2 separate regions of the Homo sapiens genome follow, and region 1 is linked to region 2. Evidence: read pairs that join two places in POLR2A ChIA-PET (ENCODE). Cell type or tissue: IMR-90. All regions are shown on one strand. Links, peaks and the distances in the headings refer to the core of each region. The heading gives the core; the rest is flanking DNA. Region 1 overlaps SH3PXD2A (SH3 and PX domains 2A). Region 2 overlaps SH3PXD2A (SH3 and PX domains 2A).

What was found. Peaks named below come from ENCODE experiments on the same cell type or tissue, not always from the same donor. Only the 100,000 strongest peaks of a DNase experiment are listed, where the experiment ranks them.
Region 1: POLR2A ChIA-PET joins it to region 2 with 12 read pairs; 4 of 35 experiments call an interaction of 5 or more read pairs at or near these places.

What each region holds. Positions count from the first base shown.
Region 1 is chr10:103,639,985-103,649,934 of GRCh38, reverse strand. The region is part of intron 8 of SH3PXD2A (SH3 and PX domains 2A); the gene reads left to right. Among named protein-coding and RNA genes, the nearest start is that of SH3PXD2A-AS1, 100 kb to the left of the region's middle. RefSeq lists an enhancer at 9,350-9,950. In IMR-90, for the core only: no CTCF peak of the experiment used is centred there; a DNase peak (open chromatin) is centred at 4,574; H3K27ac peaks cover 1,455 bases.
Region 2 is chr10:103,700,444-103,710,393 of GRCh38, reverse strand. The region is part of intron 5 of SH3PXD2A (SH3 and PX domains 2A); the gene reads left to right. Among named protein-coding and RNA genes, the nearest start is that of SH3PXD2A-AS1, 41 kb to the left of the region's middle. RefSeq lists enhancers at 759-1,737, 1,738-2,717. In IMR-90, for the core only: no CTCF peak of the experiment used is centred there; no DNase peak of the experiment used is centred there.

The DNA.
Region 1 (9,950 bases), core at 787-8,786, 60 kb after region 2:
GGTGGGGCTGCCCTACAGCTGGCTGAGTCCCCCCTCAGGTCCAGAGGCTCTGCCTCCTCAGCCCCTTGTGTTCCTCCCTTCCCCCAGGAAGGGGGTGAGGTTGCTGTTGAGGTTGGCCAGGCATCCAGCTCTGGTGTTTCTGGACATGATGTCTTTCTCTTTTGTTTTCTGTACTTTTAAGCGGCATTCTCACAGGCCCCAGCCTTCTCTCTGCTCAGCGTGCTCACCATCTTTTGATTACAGCAGCATCTTGAGCTGCTGCGATCAGGGGTAGCATACAGGTTGGCAAGGATACAAGGCTTGGGGTCTTGCGCTTGAGACTGCAAGCCAGCACCTGAAGCACTGGCTACTTGAGTCTCCCATGCCTGGTTTGGCCAAATGACCTTTCTGTGCACTGGTGGGGCTTTCTGCCAGTTCTAGACACTCACTTCTTGCTCGAGGCATTGGGTCAAGGAATAGCCACTTGGCATGGTGCTCAGAGTGTCATGTTAATGGGCAGAGCAGTGGCGTGCCATCGAGGGAGGAAGGCCAGGCTTTGCGTAAGAGGAGCTTGGTCAACCCAGACTCTAAGCTCAGCCACCAAACAGCCAAGTGACCTCAGGCAAGCCACTTCACCTCTCTGAGCACCGGCTTTGCTCATCCACAGCATGGAGGGGTGATTAGGAGTGGAGACAGTGGCCATGGTTGCTTTCCAGATACCAAGCTTCCCCATTCCCCTGACGACTGTGCTGTTACCAAGCTGGGCAAGAAGCCCACTTTATCTCTGCAGTTCTGGAGCTCCTAAGATTCCATCTTACCCCTAGGGACCTGAAAACGGGCCAGTTTCAGCTCAGAGGGAGCAGGCGAGGGGAATTTGACCATGTTGGCAAGCCTTCAGCCAGCTCTTCCCCGCAGCCAAATGGGTCACTGGCTACAAACGTCTTTGGGTTTGTAATGATGATCACAGGGATCGTGGACTCCTGAACACCTTTGGAATGGGCTTTGTGCAGCCAAATGCATCACAGATTAAATTTCTGGAGAAGGAACAGCTGAGACATAGTCTTGAGCTTCCCTGAGCCACTTCTGTACTATGGCAGCCAAAGGGTGTGCACACGCACGCGAGGGGGCACGTGCATTTTCTCCCCTGACAAAAGGGTGGGAGGTGGGGCAGGAGCAAAAGACGATCTGATCTTGCAATTTGCAATAGCCAGTGGGCCAGCTGGTGCTTCTCGTGGTTTTTAGGATAGTGCCGGGAACAGAAAGAATATGATGAATGTCATGGAATTTCATGATAGGAGTTTGGGGTGGCTTCCCCTCCTTTTTAAAATAATGTTTTGAAAAGTTGCCCTGGAGAACTGCTGAAAGCAGAGAGGCTGATGGACGTTTTTGGTTATGTCAGATGAGGACAAGATTATCCAAGTGAGCGAGGGTGTCTCTCCCTGTCGGCTGGGCTGCGGGGTTCCAGGGCCGCCCTGCCAGAAAGCAAGCAAAGGGCCCGTAATCACAAACAGGCTGGGATCAGTTACAACCAGAAGTATTACTTTAGACTCTTGGCTTTGATGGGGAAGAATGCAGTTTTCCTTGGCCCCCTCCCCCGTCCTTCTCAAGTTAAACAAGAGCCATGAAAGCAATAGCTCTGGCGCTTAAAGAGAGGCTTGGTGCAGGGATCTCAAAAGCCAAACATTGGAGGGCTCCCCTGACCCCCACTGGTATCGGGGTAGGGATTTGCCTGACCCTTTTACTACCCCATTTCTTCTTGTGTGCACTGGGGAATCCTGTTTTTCCATACTCTTTCTTGTCTACCTGGGCCCTTCTCATCGCCTCACCTGTGTCGTGCCCACCAGCCCGTGTCCTGGCATTCTCTGAGTGCTTGCCATGCATCTTTCCTGCGTGGATATGTGGGTGGGAAGGAAGTCGGGCAGGGATAGCAAAGAAGTGGCTAGCACGTTGGAGCAGACCTTAACCAGCTCCTGAAGATAACAGAATAGGAGATTCTCATCCCTCCGGGCTCCAACCCACCCCTAGGGGACCCTCTTCTCCTCCCCTCCCCCTGCCTTAACCAGTGCCTCCTGGGCAAGCATCTGATTGACTCTTTCGTGCTTGGGCATGAACGACGCTGCTCCGGAGCACTGGCATTATGTGGAGTGTGCTTTCCCCAGCATTGATAACCGGAGCAGAACCAGGGTGGCTTGAACCTCATTGCCCACAGGGTGGGATTTTAACTGGCTGCTCCTTGTAGGAGAGAGAGGATAGTTACCTCGGCACCTGGGCTTTGCATGGGGAGAATGAGCATCCAGGGTTCCTGTCTCGCTGGCTCCCTCAGGAGAATTTAACCCTGTTCTTCTGTTTCCAAGCACCATGTGCAAGCACCAAGTGAGGCTCCATGTCCCAGGCCTGACTGCACAACCAGACACAAACTTGCCTCCTTGGATTTAAAGGGCCTCTACATTCAGTGGAGCTAGAGCATCTTGTTGGTGCTCATGTGCCAGGTGAGAGGAGCATTTGGACCTCAGGGGCCTGACCTGCCCTCCACACCCTGGTCTCTCCACTCCCAGGAGGTCATCCTACCACCTCAAGGCCCTTGAAGGAGAAAATCCATTCTAGAAGTGGTTCCAGGGTAAGGGGCTGGGTGGAATCATAGCCAGGTTGGGCAGGAACTCTGACCCAGAGACAGGACAGTGAGATTTGAGGGACGGAGACATCCAAATCCAATCTAAGGGCTATGCCAGAGCTGGGGAGCTGGAGCTGATGCCATGATATTGCAGTATTGCCCGCTTCCTGGGGAGTGAAGCTGTGGCTCCTCATGGGTGACAGCTGGGACTCATTGGGGGTATCTTGGCCTGCCACAGCCAGGGTATATTTAAAGGGGCAAAATAATCCCCTACCTCCATCCCCCCACCCCTGACTACTATTATCTGACTCCGTCTAGACCTCCCCATAGAGGCCTCCCTCCAAGGGAGGTGGTTGGAGGACCCCATGGAGGCTGGGAGATGGCAGTGTGGCAGGCAGGCCAGGTCAGTGACTTCCCCCAGCTTTCTACCCATCTCTCTGCCCTCAGGTACTTGGATCTTCCTGTTAAACAGTGGTAGAATATTGATCAAAGGCTGGGCCTTATTCAGAGCGGAGAAAACCAGAACCCAGCAACCAAGCAAGGGTATAGTCAGGAGCTAGAGATCAGACATTTGTTCATTCAATTCACTCATTCCCCAGCCTTTATCTCCTGCTGTATGCCAGGCACTGATGCACAGAGGTGAACAGGAAAGACTTGATCTCCATCTTTATGGAGCAGACAGTCTACAGGGGACACATACAGTTGCCCGCTCTGACCCAGCTGAGGGGACTGTGGTTGCTGGTTGGTTGTGGGACAAGGTGGTTGGCTCTCTGCAGGCCTCTCCCCTGTGGGTGCTGGGGGTGGGAGGCACCAGAGATTGACAGGTCAGTGTGGGAAGAGCTGTATCACTCACTGGTACTCATGGGTGTCAGTCACCACTGCCTGACCAGTCACTGTAACTGTGGCGAGTCTCTAGAATGAGAAACCTGGTCTGGGCCAGTGTTGTGGGGTATCTGGACTAGGGGAGTATCTGGTTTGAGTGTGGCCTTTTCTCCTTGGATTGGGGTGGGATCCGTACTAGACCAATTCTTGGGAACCAAGAAGACAAGATGGTTCCCAGAGGCAAAAGAGACAGGAAGGGAATGGGGCAGGAAGCCGCTCAGTGAGAGAACCTAATCCTAGGTCACCACAAACCTAGCTGAGGCCCCAGGATGGTTATCCCAGGACAAGGGGATTTAGGGCTCAAGTTAGACCCATTTGCTGCTTTCTGGAGACTTAATATCAGAAACCGATGAAACTGATGGGAAAGACAAGAAAGAGATTATTAAAGCACCTCCTATATGTCAGGCAGGGAACGAAACACCTTTTTTCTTATAATTATCACCACTGCCCTGTAAAGTATGGGTATTGTGATGCCTATTTTACAGTTAAGAAGGCCAAGGGCCAGACGGTTCAGGTCATCCACAGTTCTCCCCTGTACACTCTGCTGCCTCTTGGTGAATCCACTGGAGGCTTGTGCCATGGTTGTGGAGCTATTTTTGGTATGCCTCTCTCCCCACTGTCCTCTGGGAGTTGGGGCAAACAGGTCTCTGGGGCTGCCCATTCCAGTGCCCTGAGTTGCACCCAGGAGGACTTTGTTTGTGGTCCCTGGATGAGAGGCAGTGCCACCAAGATTCCCAGTAGAGGCCTGCAAACAACCTGTGGGGCTGCCTTGAATGGGCTTGGGAGATGCTGCTAGTGGCACCCCCTGCATTCCTCCAGGAATGTCGGCCCGTTCCTGGTGATTAGCCTGTGGGGCCTCCCTGAGCTTTGATCTTCCATTCCTGTAAGCGGAGAGGCCCAGATGGAAATGGCCGGGTCAGGTATCCAAGCAGACTACATGAGCTGTCAGGACTGGAAGTATTAGCTCACTGGATGATCCTGGGCAAATTATGCAACAAGCAACAAAAACCTCTGTGCCTTGGGTCCTTGAAGACAGATCCTCCTGGGTAAGCTAGAGATGCTTGCTGTGGGTCGAAGTCATTTCCCCAAATTGGGGAACTGGAAGAAGGAACATTGCCCAGAGGCTGAGTCACCGCACAGGATTCTAGCAGAGCAGAAGTTGCGGGGGCCGGCAGGAAGACAGCTGGAGAGAAGATGCCCAGTGCTGATCCCGCATTGGCCCCAGGAGCTGGGCTTCAGAGAGTCTGAGCTTGTCAGGATGCCAAGATGAGCAAGATTCGGCCTATGTCCTCAGAGAGCTCTTGGTCTAGCTGGGGGACTGGCCAACCCAAACCTAAGGTCAAGGTGATGGGGGAGCCTTGAGTTAGGAGAGCAGAACGCTGGCTGGCAGGGGAGTCAGGGGAACATCACAAAGTTAGTGGCTTTGAAGGACGGGGCCTGGGTACTACAGCAATGAATCAAAGACATCAACACATTTGGGGGCTTCTGAACCCTGCTGCATGTGCATTCAAAAAGCAAGACGGGGTACTTCTCCCAGGCCCCAAGAAAGGCTTCGAATCCTACTCTGCCACTGAATAGCCACTCTGTGGCCAGCATGTGGCCATTCTGCTCCTCAGTTTCCATATCTGTAACATGAGGATAATATTGGAAACCCATGTGGCTATTGGGAAAGGCCAGCTGTGAAAGAAAATTGTCAAGTGGCATATTCACCCTCCTATCCTTTTCTCTGATGGACAGGGATGGGCTACCATCCAGTTTAGGCAGTAAGTTCTACTGGGGATAGTTAGGAGTCCGTCGGGTTTCTGAAATGGCTTAGAATAGTAACCCCTCTGCCCCCACCAGCCTATAGCCTGGAGACTTTTTTTTTTTTTTTTTTTGAGACTTGGTCTCACTCTGTCGCCCAGGCTAGAGTACAGTGGCATGATCACGGCTCATTGCAGCTATGACCTCCTGGGCTCAAGTGATCCTCCCACCTCAGCCCCCGAGTAGCTGGGACCACAGGTGCGTACCACTATGCCCCGCTAAATTTTTTAAACTACATTTTTAGTAGAGACAAGGTTTCACCATGTTTTCCAGGCTGGTCTTGAACACCTGGACTCAAACGATCTGCCCACCTCGGCCTCCCAAAGTGCTGGGATTACAGGTGTGAGCCACCGCACCTGGCCTATCCTTTTCAAAGCATTTTTCTCATCTATTATCTCAGAGTAACTCTCTAAGGGTAAGTAGGGCAGGTGGCTTTGTTTCCATTTTTCAAAGGAAACAGTTGAGACCTCAGAGCTTGCTTGTGGCCAGGCTTGGATTTGAACCAAGGTTCGGCAGATTCTTTTTTTTTTTTTTTTTTTTTTTTTGGGATGGAGCCTCGCTCTGTCGCCCAGGCTGGAGTGCAGTGGTGCAATCTCAGCCCACTGCAAGCTCCATGTCCGTGGTTCACACCATTCTCTTACCTCAGCCTCCCCAGTAGCTGGGACTACAGGTGGAGGCCACCACGCCCTGCTAATTTTTTTTTGTATTTTTTAGTAGAGATGGGGTTTCACCCTGTTAGCCAGGATAGTCTCGATCTCCTGACCTCGTGATCCGCCCGCCTCGGCCTCCCAAAGTGCTGGGATTACAGGCGTGAGCCACCGCGCCTGGCCTGGTCTGCAGATTCTTTACCCCAAGCTTCACCTGAAGAAGATCAGTGGTTCCCCGAGAGTGGGTCGTGCAAACATGTGCTGGGCGGACACAGCATTGAGTGGCATTGAATCTCGTCATGAGAAGTTTCTTTCCTTTCAGTTCTCTTTCACTCCACATTGGGTCAAGGGGAGAATCTCCATTTGGGGCTCCTGTGCTGTTAACATCTGTCAGACGCTGGCTGATGTCATTTGTTTGTTTGACCAAGAGCAAATCTGACCCAGGCTTAGAATCTTGCTAGAACTTGCCTTGCTCTCTTGTTGAACTTCATGGCATTGTTTCATTGTATGTGTTTTTCCGGAATCTCCCGTCTATACCTAGGAATGCTGGTTTTCCATCCACTGTAGCATAGGAAAATGTCTTTTTGAAATACATGTTTAAGTTTTAAAAAATAAAGTCAACTTAAATAAACACACTAAGATGACACTAGTGTAGGTGTTACTCAGGTTCATTGGTTCACCTGGCCGGAGGGCTTGGGGAATGCAGAGTTAAACGACCCCAAGTGGGACTCTGTCTCTTAGGCACCTAGGGTGCCCTCTGCCTCTTGTCTCCTAGGGTGACACCAGTGGCTCCCAAATTCCAACTGGGAAAGGAGCCTGGAAAAGCATCGGCATTCGTGGTGGCTGCTCCCCACACCAAGTAGAAGAATCCACGTTGTCAGAGAGCTGCTAACGTCAGGCGGTACTGGATTTTTGCAAGCCCTCTATTTAAAATTCCCCAGAAATTAAATAAGGAGGCTTTGGAGGGAGGAATGCCCTAGACAAATTGTGGAGTGGGTTTGTTTTGTTTATGGAGATGGTCTTTAAAGTCTAAATTGTCCCCGTTTTATTTTTGCCCAATTGAAGAGGGGCTGAACTCAGCTGGGAGGGAGGGGATGGTTGTCAGCCTACAGCTTTTAGTTGAAACCAAGTCCATTCTGGGGCCAAGAAGCTTCCATTTTTAGCAAAGAGAGAAAGGGGAAAAATATACAAACTCGTACATGTACGCATCTTAGGCACTGGAGTAAGCCAGTTAAATGGATAAGGATAATCTTTATATTTCAAGTGACCACAGCTCTCTTCTCCAGGCTGCAAATAGATCTATTAAGCACCAGGCACATTTCTGGGCACTTTCCATTCTTTTCTTTTCTTTTCTTTTTCTCCCCACAACACTGGTAGTAAATACATGCTGTTTCATATTCCCATCTCACCAATGAGAACTTAAGCCTCATTCTTCAGTCTCTTCCTTCAGCCAATCTGAAGGACCAGGCACCACACTAGTCTGACGTTGGCTTCCTAAAGCTGTAGTCCACCCAACACCATGATACAGGGGAGGATCTTAGGTGGCAGAGAGGCAATATCAATCCTTCTGCATCACACAGTGGGAAAAGTTTGTCTCATTGCAGTTCTCTTCCAAGCCTTCTGACTTATCTCAGTTTGATGTTCGATGATCTTTAACCCCTGTCTAGCAAATCTGTGTAGCAAAGAAAGAGCGGGCCACAGGCTCAGCCTCTTCATTTGTGGCACGGTTCAAATGTACTACATAGCTTTGTTTTCATCGTGTGTGCTTTTCTGGTTGGAGCCAGTGGTCCTCGTTGTTTATTCATGGTGGCAATCTGAAGTTTCCTTAGCAAATTTCTTTCTTGAAGTTAAAAAAAAAAAAAAAAGGCAAATTGCTTTAAATATACAGTCCATTTCCAGACTTATGATGGTGTGACTTACAATTTTTCAGCTTTATGATGGGTCATTGGGGGTATTAAGTACATTTTGAACTTGGGATATTGTCAACTTAACGATGGCTTTATCGGAACGTAACCCCACTGTAAGTCAAGGCACATCTGTATATGTTATATGAACCACAGTATATGTAATTCAAGGATATAGCAAAGGTTGTGTGTGGTGTGGAAATACCTGAGGTTTGGGGAAAGCAGATTCAGAGTCACTCTTGCCTGGCAAAGCCCTTGGGTGAGATCTCGTGCCAGAACGCTCTTTCAGCCTGGGTGTCCCTGCCTCGCCCTACCATGTGGGCTTAGAGGAGAGGCAACTTGGAGGCAAGCCTGAAAACCACCTCTCCATGAGGAGTGGGAAAAGCCACACCCTCGACTCTTCCAAGACTCAGGGCTTCGTAGACACCAGTGGAGTGGAGGAGAAGCAGATGAGGGACTGGGTTTCTTGGCTCATCTGTCAGATGGGAATTTGGGGCATAATAGAGCAGGCATTTGGGGCACTAATAGAGCAGGCATTGCTGGTTTCCTTCTGCAAGACAATGAACAGCTGAGCTGGAGTGGTTTTAAGGGTCGCTGAATGAATGCTGTACTGGGTATGAGACCTGAGTGCCAATCCTGGCACCTCCCCTTAGCCACACACTCCTTGGGTAAGTCTCCCATTCTGAGTTTCCTAAGGCAGCCTAAGATTTCACGGACCTGGGGACAGACTTCTGCCCCAAGACATACTGAACACATGGTCCTCAGAACTCCTTTCTCATCCTCACTGCCAGGAGGGGGACCTGCACAACTCAGGCTGCCTGGACCCTCCCAGCTTGCACCTAAGATTTTGGCGTCATGGTTGTTAAAATTGATATTGCCCTTCCATTTGCTCCAAAAAGTTTGAACAGTAAATTTTAAGATCCTCATACTAAGCCATGTCCTTTTGTCTCTCCATTTAAGACTTTGCATCTTGTCAGATTTGAGCTGTCATTACCATCTGTTCAGACCTCTTTTTTGGCTCCTAATCCTGGCACAGCTTTTGCTAAATGAGATCGTGCTGCCAGTACTGTGTCTCTGTCCTCATCCTGGGTTGATTAAAACATCCAACAGGACAGGTTCCCATTGGAGCCACTCCGTCCTGCTGGGTTGTGCCAGCCCTCGAGCTGTGGATCTGTCAGTGCTTCCCTGTAGCCCCCAGGGCCCTGGGGGATCATGAGGGACACAAGGGCCTGGAGGTCTCAGCTGTGACACATCCCGGGCCCACCAGTCCAGTAGCTCACTCACTGCCAGGCCCCCTTTCTTCCTGTTGCACCCTTCTGACCGACACTGCCTGGGTGAGTGTGCAGAGCCCCTTCCCAGGCTCTCCCAGCATTCCTTAGGGAGTCCATGTTTTACTTAACCACGACCAGCATGAGGCTGCCCTTCTCTACTCTGGAATTCACCGCCTTCTTCTCTAAAAGCTGGGACCGTTGCCCATTTTGTGTCCTTGGGTGTTGCTCCCATCTCCATGTCTCCCACGATTGCTGATGATGACTGGAGGGCTCTTTGTCAAATGCTCTTGGGACCCTTCTCTGCGGCCAGCTGGTGAGAGTGCATTGAGGCAGCCTGTCCATGCTGTCCCTACCTCTGCCTGGGGTCTACTTACCCTCTGGGGATCCGTGTGCCAGGCTGAGACCCTTCCTTCTGAGAGCGAATGCTGAGCTGCAGACAGGAGCCCAGGAGACCCCTCCTCCCTGTGCCACACCCTCCTCAGGAAAGAGACTTAGCTCTTTCTTTTTTTTTTTTTAATTTTTTTAGATGGAGTCACGCTCTGTCACCCAGGCTACAGTGCAGTGGTGCGATCTTGGCTCACTGCAACCTCCACCTCCTGGGTACAAGCGATTCTCCTGCTTCAGCCTCCCAAGTGGCTGGGATTACAGGCATGTGCCACTACACCTGGCTAATTTTTGTATTTTTATTACAAACGGGGTTTCGCCATGTTGGCCAGACTGGTCTCGAACTCCTAACCTCAGGTGATCCGCCCGCCTCGGCCTCCCAAAATGCTGGGATTACAGGCGTGAGCCACTGTGCCTGGCCGACTTAGCCCTTTCTTACTCTTTCTCTTGCTGGAACAGCAGGGAAAAC
Region 2 (9,950 bases), core at 956-8,955:
TAAATTATTATTATTTTTTGAGATGGGGTCTCACTCTGTCACCCAGGTTGGAGTGCAATGGTGCGATCTCGACTCACTGCAACCTTCACCTCCCAGGCTCAAGCGATTCTCCTGCCTCAGCCTCCCAACTACAGGTGATGCCCAGCTAATTTTTTGTATTTTTGGCAAAGGCAGGGTTTTGCTATGTTGCCCAGGCTGGTCTCAAACTCCCGAGCTCAGGTGATCCACCCACCTTGGCCTCCCAAAGTGCTGGGATTACAGGTGTGAGCTACTGTGCCCAGAGGACTTTTTTTTTTTTTGAGATGGAGTCTTGCTCTGTCACCCAGGCTGGAGTGCAGTGGCATGATCTCAGCTCACTGCAACCTCCGCCTCCCGGGTCCAAGTGACTCTCCTGCCTCAGCCTCCCAAGTAGCTGGGATTACAGGTGTCCACCCCCATGCTCATATTTTTAGTAGAGACAAGGTTTTGCCATGTTGGTCACACTGGTCTCGAACTCCTGACCTCAGGTGATCCACCCACCTTGGCTTCCCAAAGTGCTGGGATTATAGGCATGAGCCACCTTGCCCGGCCAGCCTACATGTTTTAATTCTCTAATTTTTGCATCCATCCTATGAAGTGGGTATAGTTGTCATTTCCCCCTAGTTTGCAGATTAAGCCACTGAAGCACAGAGAGGTCATGTGACTTGCAACGCCAATAACTGGCAAATATGGGCTAGAACCTCTTACCTATCCTACCCCTCAATGAAGCTTGGCAAGGGCTTAGCATGCTGCCCAGCATGCAGTCTTAATGAATGGTACCAGTTGTTACTATTGTTGTTGCCGAAGGGGCTGTGCCAGAGGCTGGCTCATTAGCGCCCACAAAACACGACTCATCTCTCAGCTACGTGGGTTTGCAGTTTCTGGAGTCATCGGAGCAGCCTCTCCTTCCATCCTTGCTGTGTCCCAGTGAGAGGCAAGGTGGGAGGGTTTGCCCCTGGTCCCAGGCTTTGGAGCTCAGTTCCCCAGACATCATCCAGCCCAGCCTTTGCAGGTTGTGCAGTCCAGAGAAGGGAAATGGTTGCCTGAGGTCAGAGAAACTGGATTAGCACCAGGATTTTTGGCTCCAAGTCCAGTGCTCTTTCTGGCTCTCAGAACTTTCCCAGCCGATTTCAAGAGCAACCCCAGGCTTGGAGCATTTGGAGCATCCCTGGTGCGGTGCCTGGGAGGGTGCCTGGAGGCCTGAGTTGAGCCCTTGAGAAGATCCCAGTAGGAGCCTGGCTGATGGACAGGGAGAAGGGACTGGCTCCTCTGAATGGCTCAGAGGCAGGAGCTTGGCTGTGGCCAGGTCTGATTTAATTTGGCAGAGGCAGGCTGCAGCTTAGACCAGGCTGTGCCTGCAAGCCAGGGAATTGAAGGTTAATTGCCAGGGGCACCTCTTCCTGGCCCCCACCCCAAGCAGGAGAGGGCACCCATGAGCCTGTCACCTGGTCTGAGACCCCTGGAGAACTGCAGTGTTGCCTCAGGAGCCAGTGGATGGGGGACATGCATTATCCCCATGCTGGCCCCCTCATGTGCTGGGCACGGTGCTAGGTCCTGGCAGCCACGAGGATCTTAATAGGCACGAGCAGGGGACACTTTGTGCTGCCCAAGACAGGAAATAATTCAAGGAAATTCAGGCATCTTGGTTTGGAATTTCCCAGAAGCAGATCTGAGGCTGAGGATTGCGGCTCAAGCAGTTTGGAGGTGACACTAGAAGGCATCAGTAAGGTGACACAGGGCAGGGAAGACAAGGCTGCCAAGCGCAGTGTCAACGAGCTTCATCTCGCAGGGACTGGCACCTGGCTGCAGGCTGTTCCCTGGGGGCAGGGGTGCTGGGGCATTCATGCACCCCTTTTCCCTCCCTCCAGGCCATCCCCAGACATAGCCGGAGGGAGCTGTCCAAAAAGCCTGTGTTTCCTACTGTGCTTAGGGTGACTGCCTGGGGTTTCCTGGTGCCCTTCTCCTGGGGAGGCCTGGGCTCCAACCTCCCACTGAGGGAGCCACTGGTTGGTGCTGCAGGAACCAGAGGAAAGAGCCTGGCAGCCGCAGGGAAGGTCAGGAAGTCCCCACCACCACCCACCCCAGCTTGGGGACCCGAGCTGAGGCCCTTTGTCACTAGCTGAGTTTCTGTAACGAGTGTGGAGACAGGACTGTGATTCACTCAAGGCCTGAGGTCGGCGCCAACAAAGGTTATCAGGAAGGCCTGCAGGGAGGAGGCCAGGCTCATGTGTCCCTTGTTCCAGAAGAGCCAGATCAGGGTACCAGAGACAGTCATTGAGCTTAAGGAGGCCAGGCAGGTCCCACACAGGTGCTCAAGCCAGGAGCGCAGGAGGACACTGGAAAGGGAGAGAGACTGTGGGGGCTGTGGGTGTGCAGGGAAGGCTGCCAGGGAGCTGGGCCTCCAAGTGAACTTGGGTGCTGAGGGAGGGTTTGGAGGCAAAAGGAGAGGGAGACAGCCTGGGCCAGGGTGACCTTGAGTGCAGGCTTGGAGATTTCCCAGCAGAGGAGGGCAGGAGGGTAGGAAGGTAGAGAGAGACACACACAAAAGCTCACGATGGTTAGGAGTCAGCTGGCACTGGAGTCAAATCCCAGCTCTGCCACTGGGCTAGTGACTTAACTGACTATGCCTCAGCTTCCTCTTCTGGGACATGGGAGTAATGATAGCATCTTCTTCTTGGTGGGTGGCTACAAGGATTAACTGAAATAATGTACATGAAGTACAGTGAGCAGCTGGGCCGGGTGGTTCACACCTGTAATTCCAGCACTTTGGGAGGCTGAGGCAGGAGAATTGCTTGAGGCCAGGAGTTCAAGATGAGCCTAGGCAACATAGCAAGACCCTGTCTCTAAAAAAATGTTTTTTAATTTAAAAATATTGAAATACAGCCTGGCGCGGTGGCTCACGCCTATAATCCCAGCACCTTGGGAGGCTGAGGCAGGCAGATCACGAGGTCAGGAGTTCGAGACCAGCCTGCCCAACACAGTGAAACCCCTATCTCTACTAAAAATACAAAAATTAGCTGGGCATGGCTGGCGGGCATCTGTAATCCCAACTACTTGGAGGCTGAGGCAGGAGAATCACTTGAACCCGGAGGCGGAGGTTGCAGTGAGCCAAGATCGCACCTCTGCACTCCAGCTTGGGCAACAGAGCTAGACTCCATCTCAAAAAAAAAAAAAAATTGAAATATATAGTGCCATGGCTAGCACATAGTAAGCACCCAGGGAGTATCACTTCCTAGGTACAAGACTCTGTTTTCAGACTTTAGCCCTGTCAGGGAGAGGGGTGAAGGAGGCCATAGACACTGTAGTCCAACTGCCAGAGGAGAGAGACACACGTGAGGCAATAGTGCAGGACATTAGCAAGAGCATCCAGGCTCCACTGTGATGCCAGGGTGGTTTCCATGACAACCAAGGTGATGTCACAGAGGACGGAGCACAGGAGGCCGCGGGCTGCTGCCATTCCGTCCTCATAAATAGGCAGGAAATGTACTGTCTGCACTTGCTGACCCATCTGTGACAATCAGGGATGACCTCCTGGAGGAAGTGGCACTTCCACTGAGCTCTACTCGGGGGGGAAAGGAGGGGAGAGCAGAGATGCAGGGTCTGCCTATCCTGCCAGGCAGGGATTGAGAACAGGTGGAGGATGCTCGGGATGGTGTTAGCAGCGTCTGACCAGCCTCTTGAGACCATCCGGCAGCCCTGAGCTTGGTTACTGGTTGTCAGGGAATTCGTGCATTTATTCAGGAAACACGATTATAACCAGCCCTGTGCTGGGCCTGGCAAGACACACACAGTTCCTGCTCTCAGGGAGCCTACTGTTGAGGGGAAGAAATAGACAACAAACAAGGCAATGGCAAAAATATAAAGGCAATGGTGACAGCCACACAGGAAAATAATCCAGTGCTCTGCTAGAACAAGGTTTGGGGGGGTGCCAGAAAGTGTATTAGGCTGGGAGCTGGGGCCCAGGACAGCATTGGTCCGGCATCACTGCCCCCAGAACTTAAAAAACCTCTGCTGAGAGGAGGCTGTAAAACCAGCCCTGGTGAGGCCAGGCCATCCTCAGGCTCCTCCAGTCCAGCCACTGACCCACTGAGCAGCCACACCAGCGGCAGAACCACCAGGAGGCAGCCCAGGAAGCTTGACAGCTGCAGGTGCTCTAGAGGGGATGCTCCATCACCATCGGAAACCACAGTGCATCTCTTGAGCATGTGGTCATGGACGCTGTGACACTGTGACCCACTGTGCGGGTCACCAGCCAGGTTTCTTCCTGTTGGACATTCTCATGCCAGCCCTGAAGTTGTGACCTCCCTAAGGAAGAGTCTAGAACTCAGTGATGTCATTTGGGTATTTCTTTCTTTCTTTTTTTTTTTTTTTCTTTTTGAGACAGAGTCTTGCTCTGTCACCCAGGCTGGAGTGCAGTGGCACGATCTTGGCTCTCACTGCAACCTCCACCTCCCAGGTTCAAGCGATTCTCCTGCCTCAGCCTCCTGAGTAGCTGGGATTACTGGTGCACACCACCACACCCAGCTAATTTTTGTATTTTTAGTAGACAGGGTTTCACCATGTTGGCCAGGCTGGTCATTTGGGTATTTCTGACCCTGAGTCTTTGCCTTCGTTTTACCTTTCTCTTCACCACCTACTCCTCATTTAGCTTTTCTGTCTGGATTTTATGTGTCCTTCTTAGCCACAAGGTGGTAAATGAACAGTGTGGTGGTTAGGATTTGAGCACTAGACTGAGCCAGGTTGGCCTCCAATCCCATCTGTATCCCTCACAAGCTGTGTTACTTTGGGCAAGTCACATGCTCTCTCTGATCCTCCATTTCTCATCTGTAAAATGGGGATAGTAAGGGACTCTGCCACACAGGCATGTAGTGAGGATAAAATGAGCTGATGTGTGTCAAGGGTTTAGTTTAGCACCTGGCATAATGTAAATGCTTGACAAATGTAGTGCTCTTGTCAATAATAGTATTAATAATAATAAGAGCAGCACTACCACTCCCACCTTTGGGTAAGAAGAGCTCACTCACGGTGGGGAGAACTGCTCAGTGGTGACTCCCACCAAGGCCTGGCCCACGCCCGCCCTTCCCTCCCCCTGTTTGCCACCATACTTTGGGGTTCATGGGCACAAGCCTGCTCCGGGACCTCGGGGGCTTTACCTTGGTGTAGAAGCTCAGGAGAGGTTGCTTGGTGGAGGATGGAGGTGGCGGCCCACGGCTGGCCTGCTGGGACCTGTAGTGGACAGGCTGGTGAGCAGGCAGGGCCCTCACTGTAGTTGCAGCTGAGCTGGCCCAGGAGCATTCAGGGTTGACAGGAAGGCAGCTGGAGAAGGCTGGGAGCATGGAGGTATTACCTAGGTATTACCTAGGGTTCCTGGATGGCCCCCCTGCTACAAGCAGGACACAGGCTTGTCCTGTGAGCCTGGAGCTGGAGGCCTCTTTGCAAAAGCCCAATCAGGGAAACTAAGGCACAGAGAGGGCTGCCACCACCCAGGTCATGCTGCCTGCTCAGACAGCCAGGCCTGGAACCCATGTCTCGGGCCTCACAGGCTGGGATGGCCCTGGTTTGGCATCTTACAGGACTCCTCCCTAGACCCCGTCCTTTACATGTATGCTCTGGCAGACCCTGGGGAAGCCCCCAGGCCGCCCTGCACCCAGGCTAGCCCAGGAGCCACCCATCCCTGGGCACACAGGCCCTTGGCCAGGAGCCCGTTTGTCCTGCGTTTTGAGTGCCTGCTGTGAGGAGCATGGCAGCCACTGCCCTCTGTGGAACAGGCTCATTAAGTCAGCCTCTTGGTCCAGCATCGAGGGGGATCCAGACTTGGCTGTCACTCCTGTCGCCTCTGGGGAGACCCGTCAGCCTGGCAGCAGCAAGGGATTCTGGGGGAATGTGAAAGTGATAACAGTCATTCAGATGGACCTGGAAGTCCCCAGCTCTGCCACCCCCAGTGCTGCCAGCCACCAGCCACCAGTGTGGTCTCAGCAAAGTGGCTTTACCCTGCAGAGCCTGGGTTTCTTCATCTCTGTACAGACACCCCAAGCCTTGCTCCCCCCTCCCCCTGAGGCCAGCCAGGCCCGTGTCCCTGCTTCTTCCCATGCTGCTCCTCCTCCAGTGGCCACCGCCCCCACCTTCCTGGCTCCTTCTCTCAGTGCCCTCCTTTGGCCAAGCCCATTCTGTCCCAGGTGGTTCTGTCATTTCCCCTGCAAGTCACAGCTCTTCCAGAGTCCCTCCCTCTCCCCTCTCGAGGGTGAACCAGTGCTGGCAGCAGGGCCCTGTGACTGGCAGGTGGAGCTGGAGCAGGTGGAGGATCTGTGTATGCGCTCCCTGTTACTGAGCCTGACTGTGCACGGGGGACTTTATGTGTATTAACTTGTTTATCCCCCAGCAATCCAATTAGGTGGATCATTTCAGTCTCTGCACTTTATAAATGAAGACAGAGACCCTAAATAATCTGTCTGGCAGAGCTGGGATTTGAACCTAGGCAGCTACACACACACAGAGAGACACATACACACACATGCACACACGCACCATGGGAGCCAAGCAAACCTTCTGGCCATACCATGTCAGAGTCTGGACTGTACTGTCCAATAAAGTAGCCAGTAGCCACGGTGGCTCTTTAAATCTAAGTCTTAATTAAACAAAATGAAAAATTCAGTGTTTGAGTCATACTGGTCACAATTCAGTGTTTGAGTGCTCAGCGCCACTGTGGCCAGTGGTACCATACTGGACAGGACAGATAGAGACTATTTCCATTACCCCGGAGAATTCTACTGGACAGCTCCTTTGAGGGCACCACTGTTGGGGACAGAATTGGAACATTCAGTGCTATTGGGGGTCAAAATCAGAGTGGGCTTTCTGGAGGAGGTGCCCCTTCCTTAGGCCTTGAAAGTTGTGAAACACTAGGCAGGGCAGGAGGGGGCCTGTGGTGGTTGCAGCACAGACAACCGAGTCTGCAGCCTTGCCTCCCATTGCAAGCTGTGTGACACCAGGCAAGTGACTTAAGCTGACTGAGGTGCATCTGTAAAATGGGGCTAACGCAGCTGCCTCTGTTGGGCTGGGCACATCTGGCTGCTTGGTGCTTGTGGGTTTGTCACATGGTGTCTAGGAAAGTCTGGGAGGTTCAGGTTCCTTCACTGTAAGAGGCGATCACCCGGGCCTCCCAGGGCCATGCAGGTGGGCTAGGTGTGTGGGAGGAGTGTGGGGCCCTCCGAGTCCTCTTTCCCACAGAGGCCAAGGCAGAAACAAGCACAGCCTGACTTTGGGTGGGCTCCTTGGCCTCCATGGGAAATAGGGAGCTCCTTGGCCCAAGCTCCCAGTCTCAGGTCGAAACTAGGCCAGGGCTGGGGAGTTAGGGGCCATCAGCCAAGGATCGACCCAAGAGGTCTGTGCTCTGCAGTGGGGCCCTGGTATCTGCCCGTGTGTCACACACACCCATACACACACGTGACACAGAGACCAGGCACATGTCTGCAGATGGGGCCAGTGTAGCTTGAGGGGCAAAGCAGTCCTCTGGCTCCCCCGACACAAGTCCTCACCCCACCACCTGAACAAGGGAAACCAGAAGGAGCTAGAAATGTGATCCTCAGGCACAGAGCTGGTGCCACAGCCTTCAGGGAGAATCTCTCTTTAGGAATACTGCCGCTGGGTTGTTCTCAGCAACTTCCTTCTAAAATCTGAGCTGCTTCCTCTGGGGCTCAGTCCAGCCCCAGCTGCCTGTCCTGCTCCCCCAAGACATACAGCCTTCTTGCCCTCCGCACCCAGCATGCACACACACACACACACGCACACACACAGGCTTACATCTGTTCCTGCCCCTGCACCGTTGCTCACACCATCCCTTCCACCCCAAATCTCCTTCCTGCTTCTGCTCTTTTTAAACAGTCTTCATCTTTCAAGGGCTAGCTCTAGTGCCCCATCTTCCACATAGCCCTCCCTGACCACCCCAGACCACTCTGATCTCCCTGTCCTGGAAATTTCTATACAGTGTTTCCTTTGACCAAGCTTTGGGGCACCTGATCACAAGGGAACTTGTATGTTGTCTTTTCGTGGGTGTTTGCCATCTCTTTCCAGCTAGATGGACAAAAAAATGAAAAAGAGGGCAGGACAGTGTGTCTTCTGCCACTCTCTTACTTCATACACAAGACTGGGTCTACAACAGACCTTCAGTCAAGATGTGGATGGATGGTGGATGAATGATGGATGGATGGATGGTGGATGGATGGTGAATGGATGATGGGTGAATGGTAGATGAATGATGGATGGATGATGGATGGATGGCTGGATGATAGGTGGATGGATGATGGATAGATGGATGGATGATGGTGGATGGATAGATGGATGATGGATGGTGGATGGATGATGGTGGATGGATAGATGGATGGATGGATGGATGGTGGATGGATGTTGGATGGATGGTAGATAGATGATGGATGGCTGGATGAAGGATGGATGGATGGTGGTTGGATGATAGATGGCTGGATGGTGGATGGATGGATGGATGATAGATGGATAGATGGTAAATGGATGGTGGATGGATAGATGGTAGATAGATGATGGACAGATGGATGACTGGATGAAGATAGATGGATGGATGATGGATGGTGGATGGATGGCTGGATGGATGATGGACGGATGGATGGCTGGATGAATGATGGATGGATAAATGATGGATGGATGGATGGCTGGATGAATGATGGATGGATGGATGATGGATGGATGGTGGATGGATGGATAGATGATGGATGGATGGTGGATGGATGGATGATGGATGGATGATGGATGCATGATGGATGGATGATGGATGGATGAATGGATAGATGATGGATGGGTAGTGGATGGATGGATGGTGGATGGATGGATGATGGATGGATGGATGAATGGATGGATGATGGATGGATGATGGATGGATGATGGATGGATGATGGATGGATGAATGGATAGATGGTGGATGGATGGTGGATGGATGGATGGTGGATGGATGGATGATGGATGGATGATGGATGGATGAATGGATAGATGATGGGTGGATGGTGGATGGATGGATGGATGAATGGATGGATGATGGATGGATGAATGGATGGATGATGGATGGATGAATGGATAGATGATGGATGGATGGTGGATGGATGATGGATGGATGATGGATGGCTGGATGGTAGATGGATAGATGGTAAATGGATGATGGATGGATGGATGGATGGTGGATGGATGGATGGATGGATGGATGGATGGATAGTGGATGGATGATGGATGGATGATGGATGGCTGGATGGTAGATGGATAGATGGTAAATGGATGATGGATGGATGGATGGATGATGGATGGATGGATGGATGGTGGATGGATGGATGGATGGATGGTGGATGGATAGATGGATAGATGGTAAATGGATGATGGATGGATGGATGGTGGATGGATGGATGGATGGATGATGGATGGACTTGGAGAGAGTCAGGGAAGGTCTTTAAATATAGGATATCCTCCTTGACCTTCTCCTCAGGGACTTCATTGTTGAACCCCATCACCCCATTTTGTCACTCCCCCTCCCATGGTTCCCTAGGTCTGGCATGTAGCCCCTGGAAGTCCAGGGAACCCCCATAGCCAAGAACAGTCTGGCATTTACACAGGGAGCAGGATCTCAGGTGGCCTGAGGAGGAGCTCCTAGCACTCCATGGCAGTGGGCTGAACTGGCAATCCCCTGCCCCATTTTGCCCTCTAAGAAATCAACTGTGTATTCCTGCCATCCTCCCCACTTCCCCTAACCCTGCCTCCTCCCACTCCCATGGACTGCTGCTCAGTGTCACCATCTAGGTGGGACTCCTTGGAATGCACCTGATGGGAACCCAGGCCTGTCTGTCATCATGGTCCTGCATCAGTGCCCTGAGTGACAGAGCCAGGGTCTCACACAGGCCACACTGAGAAGGTAGGCAGTCAGC